2 separate regions of the Homo sapiens genome follow, and region 1 is linked to region 2. Evidence: read pairs that join two places in POLR2A ChIA-PET (ENCODE). Cell type or tissue: MCF 10A. All regions are shown on one strand. Each heading gives the region's core, and the rest is flanking DNA. Links, peaks and the distances in the headings are about the cores only. Region 1 has its middle 17 kb from the start of LINC02213. Region 2 holds the start of MIR6131 (microRNA 6131).

Evidence for each region. Peaks named below come from ENCODE experiments on the same cell type or tissue, not always from the same donor. Only the 100,000 strongest peaks of a DNase experiment are listed, where the experiment ranks them.
Region 1: POLR2A ChIA-PET joins it to region 2 with 6 read pairs; 7 of 35 experiments call an interaction of 5 or more read pairs at or near these places.

Annotation. Positions count from the first base shown.
Region 1 is chr5:10,535,819-10,543,075 of GRCh38, forward strand. No RefSeq gene overlaps it. Among named protein-coding and RNA genes, the nearest start is that of LINC02213, 17 kb to the left of the region's middle. In MCF 10A, for the core only: no CTCF peak of the experiment used is centred there; no DNase peak of the experiment used is centred there.
Region 2 is chr5:10,476,230-10,483,486 of GRCh38, forward strand. It overlaps MIR6131 (microRNA 6131), which reads left to right and starts at 1,808; the gene lies at 1,808-1,916. It also overlaps a transcript of ROPN1L not described here. In MCF 10A, for the core only: no CTCF peak of the experiment used is centred there; a DNase peak (open chromatin) is centred at 3,142.

The DNA.
Region 1 (7,257 bases), core at 854-5,853, 59 kb after region 2:
TAATTTTTTATTTTTTGTAGACACAAGTTCTCCTCCCTATGTTGCCCAGGCTAGTCTCAAACTCCTGGGCTCAAGTGATCTTTCTACCTTGGCTTTCCAAAGTGCTGGAATTACAGGCACGAGCCACCTCACCCATCCCTAATGTCTTTTTTTTTTTTTTTTTTTAATTGAGATGGAGTCTCGCTCTGTTGCCAGGCTGGAGTGCAGTGGTGCTGTCTTGGCTCACAGCAACCTCGGCCTCCTGGGTTTAAGCCATTTTCCTGCCTAAGCCTCCCAAGTAGCTGGGATTACAGGCTCCTGCCACCAATACCTGGCCTAATTTTTTGTACTTTTAGTATTTTAGTAGAGATGGGATTTCACCATGTTGGCCAGGCTGGTTTCAAACTCCTGACCTCAAGTGATACGTCTGCCTTGGTCTCCGAAAGTGCTCGGATTACAGGCATGAGCCACGGCGCCCAGCCTAATGTCTTCTTTTAAAGTCAGTTTATTGAAATACAATTTTTATTTATATTTCTTTAGGTAGCATAATATAATTGATAGTATCATATAATTCTATGATACAATTTGGAACAGAATTATGTAGTATAATTTACTGGTGTATATATATATTATTATCATTTTATAAAATGAGATAGTATAATCTATGTAGTATAATATAGTGTATAATAGTATGTAATTTACATGATATACTGGTCTATGATTTTTGACTAATACATACAATCATGTGATCATTGTTATATTCAGGATCGAGAACAGACCCATCACCTCCAAAAATCCCTTCCAAATGATGTTCCTTTGCAGGGTCCCCCACCTCTGGCCCAGTCCCTGACAGCCACAGGTCTGTTCTCTGTAACATCCTTCGGCCTGGCTCCTTTGACAGACACAAGACCATGGAAATTGGCCTCTGTCATCGCAGTACTGGGTCCCTGCAGCTGGAGGGTGTGGCCTTTTCAGTGATCCTGTCTCTCCTCTTGTGTTTTGTTTTTTTTCTGTTGTTGTTGTTTTTTTTTTTTTTTTAGGTTTAAATGTTATTTGTTCTCAAACCAGACTTTATTATAATTTTACTTTCCAGACTTTAATGGAAGCAAACCCAGCCATAACATTTGAAAATACACTACTTAGCTTATCTCGTTTTCAACTGGGAGAATTGCCATGTTTGACGATCTGTCATTACCTAGGTGACGATCTTAAATAATTTTGCATTCATTTCAACTTCCTGAAATGTGTTTCATAGAACCTCCCAGGGACTGATATTGTTAAAATAAAAAACAGAACCCACAGAGGAAGTCCATTTCCAAATTTAGAAAAGATTGCACTCAGCAAAATTCACGAAGCATCTCATGGCTTCTCCTCCTCGACCTGACAACTGTTCTTGTCACCGAGTAGGCTCCCCTGCCTTCCAGAAGAGACTGTCAGCCACATGCATGACACCGGCATGTCTTGAGGGGCTGTGGTCTCTCCCCTGCTACTGCTCACTGAAGAGTTCGAGTGTTATGCTCTACTGGAACCCCAAAGCCTGCATGTCCCTTTCTGCTGTGGCTTCTCTCCTTTCCTTTTAAAGCAAATGCTTATGTAATCCCGCAGTCACTCTGTGACAGGTCCTGATAAGCCTTTCTCACGTTAACTCATTAAATCCTGGTGAGGCCCTCAGAGCCAGGCGTTGCTCTGGGCCCCCCTGTGCCAACAGCTCCCCAAGGGGCTCCGACAGAAGGACACTGGTATTCATCATTTGCTGCAGCTCTTAGACAACTCTCCCGGCAGGGAAGTTCTCTGTTCAGGCTAATGAAAGTCCCTCCTTGGCTCTTCCATGCCCCACAAGGCATCCCAGGCCACCATTCCTACCGCCCTCAAAGACTCTGGGGAGAGGAGCCAGTTACAGAGGGAATCCAGGTCCATCCCTTTAAGGAGGGCACATCCCAGACTGTCCCAGGGGAGCCTGTGCAGTGCCAGAGGGCCTGAAGCCAGTGGGCAGAGAGAGGGCTGCTGCAGTCGGTGGGGAGGAAGTCACCCCTTCTCCAGCTCCATGATGCTGCCTCACGGTGAGGATGCCCACATCCTGGGCACCCCCTTTGTCTTTCTCTGCCCACCGCACAAACCCAGAGGTGGGAGGGAAACTCATGGTGAGGTGAGGTGCTGTGACTCAGGAGAGCTGGAGTGTGGACCATGTCCATCCCCAAGTCCTGGCCTTTCCTGTTACTCTCTATCATCCAGTGACCTGAGTGATGCTTCCAGGAGATGGAAGAGTTTCGGGGCAAAAGCCCAGACCCTAGAAGTCCAGATGGTGGCCATAAGAATGTAGGAGCGAACTGGACTTGGTGACCACCTGCAGTCCTGCACAGGAAAGCCCTGGAGGGAGGCTCTTGGGGACCCTCTTGGGGACCCTCTCGGTGCCCTGTTATGTTGTGCATGTAGGAGACAGTGTGAGAGAGACTGGATGTGAGTGTGTCAGAGTGTGTGCCTGCATGAGCGAGGCTGAGTGTGTGCGTGAGTGACTGTGAGGGTGTGTGGGTGTGAGGGTGCGTGAGTCAGGATGGGTGTGTGAACACACAGTGGGCAGGAACCCACACTTCTGAATGGATTGTGAGTGTTTTGGGGGCTCCTGGTGCCTTGATCAGGGGTCAGGATCTCTGGCTGTCCCCACCTCCACCTGGAAGAACCAGTCTTCTTCCTGACACTTTTCTGGGCTTCTGAGCCTGGGCTTGGCATCCTCTCTGCAGCCTCCGAGCCTGGGCTTGGCGTCTTCTCTTCAGCCTCTGAGCCTGGGCTTGGCGTATTCTCTGCAGCCTCTGAGGCTGGGCTTGGCATCCTCTCTGCAGCCTTCGAGCCTATGCTTGGTGTCCTCTCTGCAGCCCCCGAGCCTGGGCTTGGCGTCCCCTTTGCAGCCTTTGATCCTTGGCTTGGTGTGCTCTCTGTAGGCAGCCACCTAGGGGGAGCAGCATGGAGCGAGAGTGGGCAGTGGGCGCCGACTCCATGCCACGCCTGCTATGAAATGCTGATTCTAAGCTGGGAATAAATTCCTTGCTAGAAGAACATGCTGTGCAAGGTGGAAAAGGAACAAATAGAACCTCCCCACGCCTCCCACATGCGTGGGGCTCTGGCAGGGAAAGAGATGACTGATTGCTGTCGCAGAAGCGCAGATGCAGGGAGCAACCCGACCCACACCTCCATGGCATGGCAGGCTAATTCATGTTCTTCCTCATGATTTCTTATGTTGTGCTACCTCCAAGGAGTCACTGTAAACATTCGCTGTAGGATTACTCCGTTCCCCCCTTCGTTCCTGTAACACATCCAAACATGTAAAACAAGTCATTTGAAAGTTAGACTGATAACATCCAGACTGGAGTAGGATACATCCAACAATTAGCTTAGTCTGGTTTTATAGGCGTGTATTCTTGTGAAACAGGTCCGACTGTGTTTACCCTTTCCGCAGGGAAAATCTAGTGGAGACGCGGCTGGAGTTGAGGCATTTGCAGTTGAGGCTGGATCATGGTCCACTGTGCTGGCTGAGTCCCCCAGCCCCACTTCCCCAGGTGATTTGGAAACCTTGCTGGGCATGTTTCAGCAGCAAATCAGGCAAGCCTAGTCCCATGTCTTTGGGTTGACCTGGAGACCTGACTGCTGGGAATGCCCACAGCCCTATCTCAAAGAGCGTGCTCCGCTCCCAGGCCCTACTGGCCCCTTCTTGGCTTCAGCTGAGTTGGTCAAGAGTGGATGGGCTCCCAACCCCAGAGAAACTCATGCGGCTGCCTGAGAAACACACTGACACGCAGAGGGCTGAACAGGAAGGGAAGGACTGGGCTGGTCGTCTTCCTGGTTGTGATAACTGACTGGGTTGGAGCAAAAGTTAAAGCTGCAACATGGTCAGCAGGTGAAACAGGAGTCGTGAGAGATCCAAGGCTGGTCAGATTTGTGTGAGTGGGAAGATTCAGTGAGCTAGAGAAAGCACTAAGCCAGCGCAGTGGAGGACCAGAGAGAAAACTGCTGTCTTTGTCAGCTGGGCTGCTATGGCAAAATACCACAGACTGGGTGGCTTACACAACAGGAATTTATTTCTGGAAGTCCAGGATTGAGGTTCTGGCTGATTCAGTTCCTGATGAGAGATGTCTTCCTGCCTTGTAGGTGACTGCCCTCTTGCCCTGTCCTCATATGATGGAGAAAGAGAGAGCGCTCTGGAGTCTCTTCTTACGAAGGCACTCATTTTGTCATGGCCTCATTTAAAGCTAATCACCTCCCCAAAGCCCCATCTCCTAATACCATCATACTGGGGGTTAGGGCTTCAACACAAGAATTGGCGGGGAGACAAACATTCAGTCCATACCAGCAGATACGGGAGACCTGATCTATGGCACAGGCCTCCTCTAGTTCATTCCACGATGCTTTGCACCGACGGGATACCCAGTTCAGGGTTGCCAAGGCCTGTCCGAACCACATGTCAGGGTCTCGGGCATTAGGAAGTTCTGTCACCTCCTAATTTATTACTCCGATGACAGGAAACTCCACCCTCTAACTTTCGAGTCTTAGGAGAGTCTCTGTCCCTTGATAAGGGGGGCGGGGGGGTGGGGGTAAGGAAGAATCCAGGCCAGGCATGGTGGCTCACACCTATGATCCCAGCACTTTGGGAGGCTGAGGCGGGTGGATCACTTGAGATCAGGAGTTCAAGACTTAGCCTGGCCAACATGGTGAAACCCCATCTCTACCAAAAAAATACAAAAAAAAAAAAAAAAAAAAAATTAGCCGGGCATGGTGGCATGTGCCTATAATCCCAGCTACTCAAGAGGCTGAGGCAGGCAAATCACTTGAACCCAGGAGGCAGAGGTTGCAGTGAGCTGAGATTATGCCACTGCACTCCACCTTGGGCGACAGAGCAACACTCCATCTCAAAAAAAAAAAAAAAAAAAAAAGAAAAGAGAAACTCTCAGTTAAGTAAGTCAGTCTTCTGCCAAGTAAGTTTTTATTTTCTTTTTCTTTTTTTCTTCTTTAAATAATAAAGATGGGGTCTTGCTATGTTGCCCAGGCTAGTCTCAAAGGCCTGGCCTCAAATGATCCTGCCACCTCTGCCTCCCAAAGTGCTAGAATTACAGATGTGAGCCACCACACCTGGCCCCAAGTAGGTTTTTAAAATGCAGATGGTACAGGGTCCAGATGAGAACCCTAGGGCCTGTCCACTGCTCTGGTTGGAGCATTCAACCAGCTACGTCCCTCTCTGCTCCAGTGGCCCTCACCCTCACTCACCTACCAGCAGCCTATGAAAGATTGGTATTAACTATTAGATGAAATCCAGTTCTATTCAAAGTTTTTAGAGCTTTGTAAAGGGCCTACTGTGTGCAGGGTACCATGTGGGGTCCCCTGGAGGATGCGTGAATGATGGAGACACGATGCCAACCTTCCATCAGGAGAAGCACAGAAAGAATTTAGCCAAGAAGCCAGCAGGGTGGAGGGATGCCAGGAGGACCCTGAAGGCCCTGCTAAGGATTAAGGCAATTATATTTTACATTCCTCCAACCGGAGACTCTGGAAGTAGACGAAGTGAGCCCCTGCAGTGCATAGTGACTTTCCTCCAAAGAGCACAGCATAGGAACGGGGAGGGCAAAGAGCAACACTGCCATGGGAAGACCTGACCATCGCCGCCTGTCACATGGTCAAGGTCAAGCGTTAGTCGGGTTGACGAGGTGTGCCCTTGCTGTGATGCAATACACGTGGAGCTTTGCCTCTGTGGTCTTCCCCACTAAAACTCACAGCCTTCATCTCACCGTGAGAAAAAAAAATCAGGCAAATTCTGATAGAGGAGCATCCTACAATATCCCTCATCAGTCCTCCTGAAAACCACCAAGATCATCCAAAACCCCGAGTCAGAAACTGTCACAGCAAGAGGGGTCTAAAGACACATGATGACTAGATGTCACGTGAGACCCTGGATGGGATCCTGGAACAGAAAATGGATATTAGGTAAAAACGAAGGAAATCCGAATAATCTAGGGACTTTAGTTCCTAATAATACGTCGGTATTGGTTCGCTAATTATAACAAAATTACTATACTAATGTTAGGTATTAATAATAGGGGCATGGCATATGGGAACTCTGAACTATATGCTCAATATATCTGTAAATCTAAAACTATTTTTTTTGAAGAGCATCTTTTTTTTTTTTTTTTTTTTAACCCTGCAGCAATGAGCTTTGGGATGGACAGCCTGTGAACCAGACTCTCCCTCTCTCCAGGAAATTTGGTGAGCTATTCAGCATCTTTTTAATCTCTTTCTTGCTTAAACTAGCTGCAGTGAGAGCTCTGTTGTCTGCAACCAAGAATCTAGACTAATACCTGCATTTAGTTATTTACATACAGTGTTTAAAAAAGAGAGAGCTGCAGGAGATTTGGTGTCATTTTCCATTTTGAGCTGCGATCATTTTTAAAATGCAGGATAATGTCTGCAAAGTACCTGGGGATAGAGTCAGGACTAATGAGATAATATCTGCAAAATGCTTTGAGTTCCCTGGAGCTGCTGAGAGGCAAGGAACATGCATTATCATCATTAGAAAAAACAAGCTTTGAAAACTTTGGCAGGAAGGCGGATATAAGTGGAAATCAGTTCAATTACTCATGCCTTTCAAAATAGACAAGTTCTATAAAAGTTAAAGTATTTTTTTTTTTTGTAAATCAAATTCCTCTTCATTTCCTCTGTCAAACATTACTGTTCTATGATCTTTCAATTATTTTTGGTTGGACTCCCTTTGACAATGTATTGAAGCAGCTTTCGTTTCTCTGCTTCCAGATTCTCTGGCAGAATATTCTCAAACTTCAAATCTATCTCCATTTTGAGAAAATATACAAAGCATATGCTTTCTTTTAATGTTACTTGAAATTTCAAAACAACATGGTGACCAAAACTAAACCAATACAATGATAGGAATAGAAGAAAATATTATTTTTATTTTTCAAATTTTTTATTTTATTTATTTACTTACCTATTTATTTTTTGAGACAGGGTCTTGCTCTGTTGCCCAGGCTGGAAGGCAGTGGCACGATCACGGCCACAGCCTCCCAAGTAGCTGGGGCTACAGGTGTGCCCCACCGTAATTGGCTAATGTTTTATTTATTTTTGTTTTTTGTAGGGAGGGCATCTCCCTAGGTTGTCTAGACTGGTCTCAAACTCCTGGGCTCAAGCGATTCTCCTGCCTCAGCCTCCCAAAGTGCTGGAATTTACAGGCGTGAAGCCACCACACTCGGCCATCTTTAAAGATACATTAAAAAAATTTGTCAG
Region 2 (7,257 bases), core at 1,260-6,259:
CAACTCCTGTTCCAGCTCTGCCAGACCCCTCTATGTGTTGCGGGGCATGATTGCGTGTAAACTCCAGACCATTTAGGTAAAGAAGGAAAACATCTCTGGCAAGGTGGGAAATACGTGCCTCATCATTCTGCTTTTGCATTTCAGAATCAAGATCTGAAGAGCTTGCAAAAAAGTTCTTTTAGTGCTGAAAAGTAGGAACGTGGCAGATGTGACTAACAAAACAGTCCTTGTGCATCTGCTAGGGAGCACAGATTTTCTTTTTTTCTCCAATATAACAAATTACAATCCATCTGGGATTTGAGAAGTCTGAGCTAAGGTTTCTGGATCTGTTTGCATGTGGAACAACGATGAAAAGAAGAAAATGATAAGTCAGTTTTAAAGAACTTTTCTTGTGTTTCAAGTGGAAAGAAGGCTTGAGAATTTTTTTACATTTTACTCTGGTGTAGAAGGACGGTGATATTTAAAGAGTTAGAATGAGCATTAAAACAAAGACATGAAAATAATCGAACCCATCAATTGTATTTTTATATGCTGGCACTAAGACCTTAAAAATAATAATGTATCTAATTCTCACAAAAATATGTTAAAATGAGGACTATCATGTCCATTTTAAAGAGACGAAATGGAGGCAGATAATTTGTGTAAAGTCAAACAGCTAGTAAGTCTTGGATCTGGGAGTTGAAGTTAGATCATTTGGCTCGAGTCTATCAGAGACCTGCAACCCTTTTCTGTAGTGCATCATATAGTAAATCTTTTGGGCTTTGCAGACATGCAGTCTCTGCTGCAACTGCTCAGCTCTGCTGTGTAGCATGAGAGCAGCCATAGACAATATGAAAATGAGTGAGTGTGGCCGTGTTCCAATAAAACTTTATTAATGAACACTAAAATTAAGTTCATAGAATTCCACATCACAAAATATTTTTCTTTTTGAACTTTTTCAACTACTTACAAGTGTAAAAACCATTTTTACCTTGTGGGCCATTGTTTGCTGACCCCGGGTCTATGCAGTTAACCTTGACCTTTTTCAACATGTTAAAGAGGTTAACCCACATTTACCGAGGGCCACTGACCTGGGCACTGTGTGGGGCGCTCCATGTCCTGGTCCACGGACTTGCTAGTCCACAGACTTGCTACCTTCATCTATAGGTAGCTCCTGCTACCGTTATTCACACTGTATAGATGAAGAAAGCAAAGCGGTCCTACTACAGGTGGAACAAGGACACGCAGCCAGCCAGGAACTGAGCTGACATCTGTTGATGGACAGGAAGGAAGGATTTGGGTCAGCCATCAAGACTCTCTCAGGACCTGAGGAAAAGGGCGGGAAACTTAGGAGCAAGATGACAGGAGGGCAGATGCTCCGTGAGGATGGCAGGAAGAGGACATGTATGCTTAATATTCTGGAAAATCCTCTGGGATAAGGCCAGGCACAGTGGCTCATGTCTGTAATTCCAGCACTTTGGGAGGCCAAGGCAATCGGATCATTTGAGGTCAGGAGTTCAAGACCAGCCTGGGCAACATGGTGAAATCTCATCTCTACTAAAAATACAAAAATTAGCTGGGTATGGTGGCGTTCACCTATAATCCCAGCTACTTGGGAGGCTGAGACAGGAGAATCACTTGAGCCCGGGAGGCAGAGGTTGCAGTGAGCAAAGATCACACTACTGCACTCCAGCCTTGGTGACAGAGTGAGATTCTGTCTAAAAAAAGAAAAAAAACTATTCAAAATCCTCCAGGATAAAACTCTCTGTTGAAGGAAGCTTTAATCAGCAGCGAGCACATCAGGCACACTCGTTGCTGCCCCTTCTCATCCCGCATTCCCTCTGCTTTGGTCAGGTGGTGCCCTCCTTCCATGGGTAGAGCCAGAGATGGTGGGTTCTGGCTGGTCAGATGGGAGTGGACAGAGACCCGGGGTCCTCCCGGCTTCATGACTGCACGTGGTGGGCCCTGCACTGTGTGTCTACTGGGATGGATCAAGGTGCAACCAGAGAAACCTTGAGCCCTCTCCAGATACTTGAGTGGTAGCTGAGTTCCTGCAGCCTCTGTGAGCTCCCTTCTGAGCCTCTGGCTCCCAGTTTCCCAGTACCCTTTCTGTATTAGCTTCCTGGGGCTGCCCCGACAAAGTATCACAAACTCAGGGGCTTCCGCAACAGAGATTTATTCTCTCACAGTCCTGGAGGCTAGAAATTTTTGGACTTCTAGCTTCCCGGACTTGATTGGCAGGGCCACACTTCCTTCTAAGGCTCTGGCTGGGGGTGGGGGTCCTTCCTGCTTCTGCCAGCTTCTGGTGATGCTGACAATCCCTGGCATTCCTTGGCGTGTGGGTGCATTACTCCAATCTCTGCCTCCCTCTTCACATGGTCTTCTCTGTGCGTACGACTGTGCATCCTCTCCTCTCGTAAAGGGCAGCAGTCGTTGGATTTAGAGCTCACCCTACTGTGGTATGATCTCATCTTAATGACATCTGCAACAGCCCTGTTTCCAAATAGGGCCACATTCTGAGGTTCTGGGTGGACATGAATTTTGGGGTGGGAAACACTCTTCAAGCCAGTAAATCTTCCTCCCCAAATCTTGCTAGGTTTCCAATGCCTAAAAGAAGTGCTAATTGGAGAAAATAAGAATAGTTTTCTACTTATCTCAGGAGCGGGAAAAGATGGCAAAATGGCATGGCCAATTTTGGAAAGAATATATAGGGTGTTGTAAAGATATGTGATGATGATGAGGATGATGTTTTCACCAATATTTGCAGCCTCTTGTCCACACAGAAGGATTAGGAAGATTAATGCCTTCGAAATCAGCTATATTTTAGCACTCTGTTTTTAGTGTTTTCATGATTATCCTGGTGTCCTTGTTTTTGAGGTGGCTGCTATAATTATGGTAACGTGTGTGAGTAGGTTAGAAAGATGTTACAAGTGATTAAGCTATAAATTAGTCACTTTGGAGTGTGTAATAGTTCTTTCAAGTCCCCAGCATATAAGGGAAAGTGACACTGGTCTACAATGACTGTCTCCATGCTTCCATGCAGAAATTGAGACCTGGAGAATGTAAAGACTTGCCCAAGTTCTGTGAGTGAGTCAGTGCTAGAAAAATCTTGAGCCCAGCCCCCCAGATGTGATGACTATTCTCTTTCAAATATTTCTACAGGATTAGAATGGGCGCTCAGGCTTGGCTCAGACACCCCACATCTTTAGGTGAGTGGCTTTTAAATTGCCATTTGGTCACGCCTACTTGGCAGAGTTGCAAACACGGGCTGCAGAGTTCACACCCGCACCCTCCTCTCTGGAAGTGGAGTGAGAACAGGGTGGGCAGAGGTGGGGCTGCCACACCTGCTTCCCTGGAAACCCGAGGGAGAGCACAGGACGCCAGGCTGGGACTCGGCTGGCAGCTGCTTCGGGCGTCTCACCTTGTGACTATTTCCTGGGCACTGTGGGAGAGGAGGCCTCTTGCCTGAGCTCCTGTCCCTACTGTCTCCTCTCACTAAATGCACGGCACGGCTTTGCGGTAATAGGCTGGGACATGTCAACTCTTTTTTTTTTCTGAGACGGAGTTTCTCTTGTTGTCCAGGCTGGAGTGCAATGGCACGATCTCGGCTCACGCAACCTCTGCCTCCTGAATTCAAGCAATTTTCCTGCCTCAGCCTCCCAAGTAGCTGAGATTACAGGCATGCGCCACCACGCCTGGCTAATTTTGTCTTTTTAGCAGAGACGGGGTTTCTCCATGTTGGTCAGGATGGTCTTGAACCCCCAACCTCAGGTGATCCGCCTGCCTCGACCTCCCAAAGTGCTGGGATTACAGGCATGAGCCACTGTGCCCAGCCAACATGTCAACTCTTTAGGAGAGTTTGAAGACAAAAAATAACCCATGTCTGAGCATGGGAGGTGCTAAAAATAGGAACTTCTTAGCTTCCACAAGGGCAGATAAATGAATAAATAGGCCATAAACCAATGTAGTTATTTCAGCTGGGGGATTTTATTTTCTTTTGATTGTCCCCTGGAGCTACGAAATACACAAATATAGACTGATAGATTTTTTTCATTAATTCGAAAAGCATTTAATGGCTGTCATCTATGTGCCAGGCAATTGATGCGCAGCCAGACTTCCAGGAGGCTGGAGGGGGATCCAGATGAACCTCCCGGAGTAGGATTGTCAGGAGGGGACTGGAGACCAGGGCCATCCTGAAAACCCCATCTCTGTTCCAGGAAATTCCTAGGATCCCCTGGGAGGCACAGCCTGGAGAATCCTATTTTGGTTGCTGAACAGATGCACACATTGGAATTGAGACTGCGTGTGCTTGGGGTGGGTCGGTGAGGCGGGGGCAGTGGGGTCCAGGTGGGAGCCGTATGGAAGCCCTCCCCTCCCCATCCTCCAGGCATGCCAGCGAGTGTGGCCTTATGTTGAGTGTGTCCTCCAGTGTGAGTGGCTCCTCCGAGTGTGGTCCAAGGACCCGCAGCATCAGCATCCCCTGGGAGAGCCTTGGAAATGCAGAATCTTGGGATCCAGCTCAGACCCAGTCAGAATCAGATTTCCAGGCAGCTCGTGTGCTCATTGATGTCTGAGAGGATCTGCTTGAGAACTCCACAGCTGGGGCTGACAAATCCCCCTCTGACCTCAAATTTACCTCCTCCTTCTAAAAAAGCCAGACAACCTAGCTCCCTGCCCACCCACAGCTCTTTCCAGTGGATCCAACTTCCTCTCACACCCAGTTTGAGCAGGGGGAGACAGGAAGGGCCTCTTCTCTGCTTCCAGATCGTCTGTTTCTTCCGTCAAACACCACAGTTCCTATGAAACCCACCGCAGTAGCAGACCTGGGTCTTGTCAAGAGCTATGAAGGGTCTGAGATTTTACCTACTCCTAGGCTAAAAGTTAGCCTGCCAGTTTGACAAATGCTGCCTAATGACACGAGACTCCCGGGGCAGAGACAAAGGACTTTGCTACTCACAGCACAGCAAGCAGCATAAGTTTTGCTTTAAAATGTGGTGTATTAATGCAATATTTGAGTTATAGTAAGGCCAACAGATCAGGAAATGATTGTCATTGAAAGGACAGTTTGTTACTCCCAGTTCCCAGGAGGAGGGGCCACGCTGAGCTATGCAGGGCCACGAGCGTTGTTAGCAGGCTCAGGAGACAGCGGACATGTGGGCAAAAGCCTTGTTTGTGTCCCTAGTTGTCCGGTACTTGCTCCCAGGGTGATTAGGCAGGTGGATAGTGGCCTGGAGTGTGAAAACCCAATAGAGGAGGTGTCTGGGGCATGGGCTTGCAACTGGTTGGTTTGCATTTGAAAAGCATGTTTGCAGGAGCCTGGTTTACTATCTCTGGGGATTGGTTAGTACTGGGTGGGGCAGTCCCTCCAGGGTCAGCAAGGTCCCAGATATCAAAGCATCAGAATGCAGAGAATGGAAGACATGGTTAATACAAGCTTAATGTTTGCACTGGTTCCCTATGTCCCCAAAACCCCATGGGGGTGACGTGGGGGGCCCAGGTGGATGCTGCCGCGCAGTGAATTTGCATCAGCGAGGGAAAACCCTGAGCTCAGGGGATGCAGATGCTTTATAATGGGCAGTAAGCAAACACACCTAACCTTTGTCCCAGCGGGAGATGTTATCTTTATAATATTAGGTAATAACCAAACCTGCTCTCTGCTCTGTAGGGAGACACCACCTCTTTGCTTCTCCAAGGCTGTTTGCTGCATCTGAAAAGACAATCTGGAACAAGAGGAGAGTCAGGCCAGCCACAGTGGTTCATGCCTATAATCCCAGCACTTTGGGAGGCCGAGGCAGGTGAATCACTTGAGGTCAGGAGTTCGAGACCAGCCTGGCCAACATGGGGAAACCCTGTCTCTACTAAAAATACAAAAATCAGCCGGGTGTGATGGTTGCACCTGTAATCCCAGCTACTCGGGAGGCTGAGGCAGGAGAATCGCTTAAACCCAGGAGGTGGAGATTGCAGTGAGCCAAGATCATGCCACTGCACTCCAGCCTGGTGACAGACGAGACTCCGTCAAAAAAAAAAAAAAAAGGTTAAAATGCTACACTTTCTTATCATAGTTTACCGCAATTAAAAATCAAAACAAAACAAAACGAAAACCGTAAAAGATAAACCTTTTCGAATGCTACTATTTCCTGTATCATAAACAGTTCCTCTTAGGAAGGCCTTTCTGGTATATTAAAGACCTGCTCCAGAAAACACAAAGCGGATCAGAAAAACAAAAAGTGGATGTCACTCATGGACATTTTGATAACATCAATGTCATGTACATTTCTTTCCCATAAATTCTGGGGAATTTTTAAGTGGCATGTGGGGCTCTGAAAGGTTAGGAGAGATCAGGTTTTAGGGGAGTGGGGAACTCTGATGTAATGGTCTAATGGCCCAACAAACTTGGGTGCCAGGGCTCTGGCATGAGGGCAGAGAAAGGGCTCTTGGAACTGGGGTCCTGGTGGGAAGGGGAGGGATGGACACGGTAGTGGGTAGAATAATTTCCCCTCAAATTTCAGGTCAACTCGGAATCTGTCAATGTGACCTTACTCGAAAGTTCTGTCTTTGCAGTTGCAATCAGTGAAGAATCATGAGATAAAATAATCTTGGATTTAAGGTGGGCCCTGAATCCAATGACTCTTGTCCTTATATGAAGAGAAGGATGACAACACGGAGTCACTCTGAAAGCTCAGCGTGGTAGAACTTAGCAGCATGATCCAGCTGTGAGGAAGCAGCTTCCAGGTGTGCTGCCAGCTGCTGACCTAGGGGGTTCACCAAGAGGGCCCCTCCCTGCCCAGTGCCCTGACTCTGGGGTCCAGGGCTGCACACTTGGATGACAGAAGGACATGCCCAAGCTTACCTGGCTGCTCAGAGAATATAACCAGACAGTCAGCACTGACTACTCACATGCTCATGTTTATTAAGAGACTCTGACTGGTGGGAATGGAGTCATCAGAGCCAAAAGCACGTGTGCAAAAGAAAATGAGCGTTTTCACCTTTTAAGCGAAGATTGTTTGGGGGTTGAGAGAATGCTGGAGCCTGCGCTAACTCCCTGGGCCAGCACAACTGCGACGTGTCCTCTGCAGGGGTCTCCAGCCTGGTGCTCCCAGCGAGATAAACCAGGGATTACGTCTAGAGGGTCAGAGCATCTGCACCTGTCTAGACAGAGGCTCTAAACTGGGGCAGTGGGGTGAGGTTGGAAAGCAGCAGATGGGATAGATACACGGAGTTGGAGGGAGTCTTCTATTTAGGGGTATCTCAGCAGACATTCTCAGCTGCCAAACAGCC